2 separate regions of the Homo sapiens genome follow, and region 1 is linked to region 2. A link is a loop called in an ENCODE intact Hi-C map of the cell type or tissue named here. Cell type or tissue: CD4-positive, alpha-beta T cell. All regions are shown on one strand. Each heading gives the region's core, and the rest is flanking DNA. Links, peaks and the distances in the headings are about the cores only. Region 1 has its middle 16 kb from the start of BCAS1-AS1. Region 2 has its middle 76 kb from the start of BCAS1-AS1.

The links. Hi-C counts contacts between places; a loop is a spot of excess contacts. Peaks named below come from ENCODE experiments on the same cell type or tissue, not always from the same donor. Only the 100,000 strongest peaks of a DNase experiment are listed, where the experiment ranks them.
Region 1: it touches region 2 in a loop (2.0-fold over the local background); 4 of 110 quality-filtered maps call a loop at or near these places.

The regions. Positions count from the first base shown.
Region 1 is chr20:53,898,365-53,901,279 of GRCh38, forward strand. No RefSeq gene overlaps it. Among named protein-coding and RNA genes, the nearest start is that of BCAS1-AS1, 16 kb to the right of the region's middle. In CD4-positive, alpha-beta T cell, for the core only: no CTCF peak of the experiment used is centred there; DNase peaks (open chromatin) are centred at 1,497 and 2,377; H3K27ac peaks cover 508 bases.
Region 2 is chr20:53,838,300-53,841,214 of GRCh38, forward strand. No RefSeq gene overlaps it. Among named protein-coding and RNA genes, the nearest start is that of BCAS1-AS1, 76 kb to the right of the region's middle. RefSeq lists an enhancer at 1,377-1,947. In CD4-positive, alpha-beta T cell, for the core only: no CTCF peak of the experiment used is centred there; a DNase peak (open chromatin) is centred at 1,352; H3K27ac peaks cover 1,676 bases.

The DNA.
Region 1 (2,915 bases), core at 157-2,656, 60 kb after region 2:
AATTCCTTTTAACGTGTCGGTAGGTGAAACAGCAAGAGGAACACAGGCCAATCAGATAATGTGAATTTGTCCTCCAGCAAGTGCTGCACCGGAGCTTAGTGAATGAGTAAGGTTCTCCCAGACTCAGGGCAAAGGGAGCACAGGCTCCACTATAGGCAGCAGTTGATGGAGAACCTCGATTTGGACGGAAGAAAATTCCTGGTTTCTCTTTTTCTGAGGCTGAAGAAGAACAGAAGCTCATCAAATAGAGGAGGGCTGGCTACTCCTGTAGCCATAAAAAGGGAGACGTAGATATTTTCAGCTTTGCAGACCCTCCAGGCTCTGTGTCAACCGCTCACCTCTGCCTTCGTAGACTAAATGCAGTCATAGACATGGGTAAATAATGTGTGTGGCTGTGTTTTAATAAAACTTTATTTGCAGAAACAGGCAGTGCCTAGGGAGCATGGTTTGCTGACGGCTGATCTCAAGAAGCGGGAAAGACGCCCTGTAAAAGAGCGAGGAAATTTAAAGAGAATGGGTTCAAGTACCATCTCTACACTTAACGGCTAGTTAATTAACCTTTGTGAACACTTGGGGTTTTTTTTTGTCCATGAAAAGGGTTAATTGCAGTGCCTCCCTCATGGGTTTGTTCTCAGAATCAAATGGAACAATGTCTGAATAATGCTTATCATAGGCCTGGGTGCACAGAGGTACTAAAATAAGAGAAAGAGTAAAAAGAATGCACATTTTATTATAGTTCTTACCCTATTCTATTGGGTTTATGTAACTGTTTCCTTCACTAGTATGAGCTCCTGAAGTTCAAAAATCCCACTTAGTTAACACACGTCTCCAGTACCCATCATGGTGGCACATGGTGGGTGGTGTTTTGGGTTTGAAAGCAGCACTGGGGATGGGGGTTGGGGGCAGTGGTTTAGTGAGGGAAGGCTCCCATGGGAGTGGGAACCAAGGAAGCAGGACACGGTGGGAGAAGGAGCGAAGCAGAGGTTTTTGTGAACTGGAGTCTAGCTTCAGCCTGATGCCTTGGGGATATACATTGCGTGTATCGGGAGCAGATACTGCACCCCAGCATTAGCTCATGTTGAAGCAAAGGCGCTGGCCTTTCATGGCCTGGAACAGTCAGTTACTGGCTGTAGGCTGGCCTCATTAAGAGTGAGGAGATAATCTCCCAGGTGAATTGGCTTCTGTGCTGCTGAATGAGAGCAGCTGGGAGCTGTTAGCTCTGCCAATGGGGTGGGGGGATGGGTGAGGGGGGCATGACAGCTTCTCTGCAGTGCCCAATTATTGCTTGTTCCATAAAAGCCTATGTGTTCTGTGGTTATGCTCTAAATCACCCGTGAAACACAGCTGGTTTATAGGAAACGGGAGAAGGGCAGAGCCAGGGTGACTAAGTCATCACCTGTCACTCCAAAGATAAATTGTTTAGCTGAGAGGCTGAGCCCAGAGATGGTGAGGAACCTGACTCAAGGATGGTGATGTTCTCTCTTTGCAGGGACAGGAAGTGGCTTCTTTTTTCAGTGGCCTGTGGGCGTTTCCTTTGCCTGGAGGAGTGTGTGGTACCATCCAGACTGAGGGTTGCTGAAATCCCTCACCGGGCTTGACACAAGTGCCAATAATGCCACAGTAACATCTGCCTGGGTTCTGGCATCTGGCGAGAGTGGGATTGAATCCCAGCTCTGCCACTTTAGCCATGTGACCTTGAACCAATGACTTAGCAATATAAGCCTTATTTTCCATGTCTGTAAAATGGGAATAGCAATACTTCCCAATTCTTAGGGCTTTTGTGAGGCTTAGAGTTAATGCTTATAAAATGGCTGGCACTTAATTAAACTCCAATTTCAATACACGGTAATTTTATTTACTTTCTTTGTTATGATGGTGTATTTGTTATGTATTTATAGAAATGGTATTGTTCAGTTAATGTTTCCCAGTTGTCATTTGCATATTACTTTGGATTTTTGCCATATCTGTTGCCACCTGTACTATTATTTATTTAGCATACATTAGTTGACTCTTGAAAATAAAACTTAAATAGTTTTAATAGGACCAGGGCAATAAGGGGTTTGGATGGGCTAGTGCTTGGCCTATGATAAGTATGCTATGAATGGGAGCTACTATTATCATCAACACTGACATTAAATGACTCTTAGTTTTGTATCCTATCTGGGAATTTGCATTGACTCATTTCATTTCTTCCTTTTAGAATCAAGTTGCTTGCATTCTCTCCATTGGATGAGGTCACGTCTTTACTCCTGCCTGAGCTAATTGATGTATTCTTAAAGTGGCTTGCTTGGCTAAGAATTTCATGCATAGTATCAGGGGATTTTTTCTTTCCTCTGTTAAATAACTTGGGCTCTGACAGATTACAAGGAAGTTATTACTCAGAGCTAAGTGCTCAAAACTGATTGTAGGGAGCAGTGGAAATTCCCCTTCCTTGCCTAAAATAACTGGAACTGGAACATGACAATATGAGCTTTGTCCAGGCTTGAAACAATATCCTTTCCAAGTGAATTTTGTACGGAAATACTTACCAATATATAGTGGTAGTTCTCACTGACAGGCTAGAAAAAGGTTAGTCATTCCCCGTATTCCATAGCTAAAAGGGCCATTGTTAGGGACAATAAGCCCCCGAGGAGTGAAATTTAAGCATGTGGACATAGTAATATTGGACTTACCTGACTTCTCCCTGCCCCTTATCCCATTTGATTCCTTCACTATCAAAAGAATCTAATTCCGGAAATAGACATGCTCTCCATTTGTTTGATTATTTTTATTGCAAGTATGTTTGTGACAACCTTCCCCTGAACACCCCCGAGCAGGTCCTGAGGAAACGGGAGAAGGAAATGCTCAGGTCCTTATAGTAGATGCGAGTTCAGAGTAGCTGACTCAGATGAATGTCCGTGAGTTCAAATTCCACA
Region 2 (2,915 bases), core at 309-2,808:
ATTACGGGCATGAGCCACCGTGCCCGGCTCAATTTGTTTCTTTTTAAATTTAATTTTAAATTTAAATTTTATTGATTTATTTATTTGTTTTTGAGACAGTCTCTCCGTCACCCAGGCTGGAGTGCAGTGGTGCGATCTCGGCTCTCTGCAGCCTCCTCCTCCCAGGTTCAAGTAATTCTCCTGTTAGTCCCATTTTATGGATGAGGAAACAGGTTTCCTGAAGGCATTTGCTTTGGGTTAGAACATAAAGCCAGCGAGTAGGGGAACTGGAATTCAAATTGAAGTCCGTTTGACTTAAGAGGCTCCACCTTTGACAATTAACATGCTGTCTACACAACACACACACACACACACACACACACACACGCGCGCGTACATTTTATAAGCGCTGAAGTTGTAAAAGGGTAACCTTTGATCCTTACACTACCTTATACTTCACAGCAAACTTTTCCAGAGAGTTTCATCTCAACTTCCAAGGAACTTTTCCCAGCACTTTGGGAGGCTGAAGCCGGTGGATCACCTGAGATCAGGAGTTCGAGACCAGCCTGGCTAACATGGTGAAACTCCATCTCCACTAAAAAAAAATACAAAAATTAGCCAGGCATGGTGGTGGGCACCTGTAATCCCAGCTACTTGGGGGGCCGAGGCAGGAGAATCACTTGAACCCGGGAGGCAAAAGTTGCAGTGAGCTGAGATCATGTCACTGCACTCCAGCCTGGGCAACAGATGGAGACTGCGCCTTAAAAAAAAAAGGGGGGGGCCGGGCGCGGTGGCTCATGCCTGTAATATCAGCACTTTGGGAGGCTGAGGTGGGCAGATCACCTGAGATTGGGAGTTCGAGACCAGCCTGACCAAAATGAAGAAACCCCGTCTCTACTAAAAATACAAAAATTAGCCAGGCGTGGTGGCGCATGCCTGTAATCCCAGCTACTCGGGAGGCTGAGGCAGGAGAATCACTTGAACCCGGGAGGCTGAGGCAGGAGAATCACTTGAACCCAGGAGGCAGAAGTTGCAGTGAGCCGAGATTGCGCCATTGCACTCCAGCCTGGGCAACAAGAGCAAAACCCCATCTCAAAAATAAATAAATAAAAACAAAACTTCCTTTTTTTTCTTTTTTCCCTTTTTCTTTCCTTCCTGCTTTCCTCCTCTTTCATCCTTCATTCACTTTTTCTTCAGAAACGCAGCCAGGCACTGTGCTAGTCACTGGGGAGACAGGTGCGAACAAGACACACACCTGTAGTTTGCCTCTTTGCAATCTGGCTTTAAGGTGCTGCAGGCATTGAAGCCACCAGGTTCGTAAATGGCAAGCCACAAGAATTTTGCAAAAGGTCCCAGAAAGTGAGGAAGCCACTGAGGTCATGACTGCAGGGCACTCCCACTGTGCGAACAAAAAGTGAGGCCACAGCTGCTAGGTGCCACCACAGGAGGAAGCAAAAATATCATCTCCTTCCTGCCAAGAGGCCTGAGAGGACGCAGCTGCCTGCACCTCGGCATGTCCAGCCTGCATCCTGCTCCTCACCCTGGCTAGGATGGTGCCTCCCCAGCTATGCAGTCAGTGGGCTGTGTGGGAGCCATTGTCCCCACGTCCACCTCCCAGAAACCTCACTGCTAGGATTGGCCCTGCCTTTCACCCAGGTGTGGCCACCAACTACTTGACCTTTAGACATAAAGTTTTTTCTTTTAACTTTTGGTGGCTGCTTCACAAACATTTTCTTTTTATCTCCCTCTTCTTCTTCTTTTCTCCCTCTTCTCAAAAGAGGCAGCCTCTGGAAAACAAAAGAAAAAGACAGAAAGAGGGGGATTTAAGGACTATCGAACCCTCCCCTCCTGCTAAATGTTTAGGTTTTCATAGTCCTTATTAACCCTATCCATGGTTCCATTAATGAAACATCCCTCAATTCCCAATAATAACAGCTAACTTTAGGCCAGGCGCTGTGGCTCACGCCTGTAATCCCAGAACTTTGGGAGGCCAAAGTGGGTGGATCACCTAAAGTCAGGAGTTCGAGACCAGCCTGGCCAACATAGTGAAACCCTGTCTCTATTGAAAATACAAAAAAATGAGCTGGGCATGGTGGTGCATGCCTGTATTTCCAGCTACTTGAGAGGCTGAGGTGGGAGAATCACTTGAACCCAGGAGGTGGAGGTTGCAGTGAGCCAAGATGGTGCCATTGCATTCCAGCCTAGGTGACACAGTGAGACTTCACCTAAAAAAATACTACTACTACAATGACTACTACTAGTACTACTACTTGTAATAGCTAACTTTAACCAAAGACCTTATGTGAGCCTGCACTAGCTCACAGAATCCTTCCAATACTATGCAATGTAGGGACTGTGATTATCTCCAATTATAGATGAGAAGCTGAGCCTTGGAGGGAGGACTGCCATCTGTCTAGCATTAATGGTTAAATAGCTGGAAAATGGTGAAGCCAGGCAGGTCAGACTCCAGATATATATGTGCATTTATTGCAAACTCAACTTTCATTTTCCTTTACCCATGTATAGAACCCATCACAGAGGAAATGGATTTCATGTGAGTCACATGCATATTTTTTCTATAACATTTTGGAATACTTAAGCACCATCAATTAAAAAGTCACATATCTCTCTGGGTTCTTTGGTGATACTTACTGAGTGGAAGTAGACATTATGTTCTCTGTCCATAACTGATCAGCTCAAAATCTTTGTTAATTATTGTGCCCTGAGTTAACTTACTCATTATTTCTTTTTGAAAGATGGTAGGCTTGAAAATATGTCTAAGGAAAAATCATATTTGTGTGGATATATTTTTTTAGCCCTCTATGTAGATTCTTACTGCACTGGGGCATAGTCTCACAGGGTTAAATTATTCAAGCCACAGACAAAAACTTGTACCCAAATGTTTAGAGCAACATTGTTCATAATAGTTAAAAGGT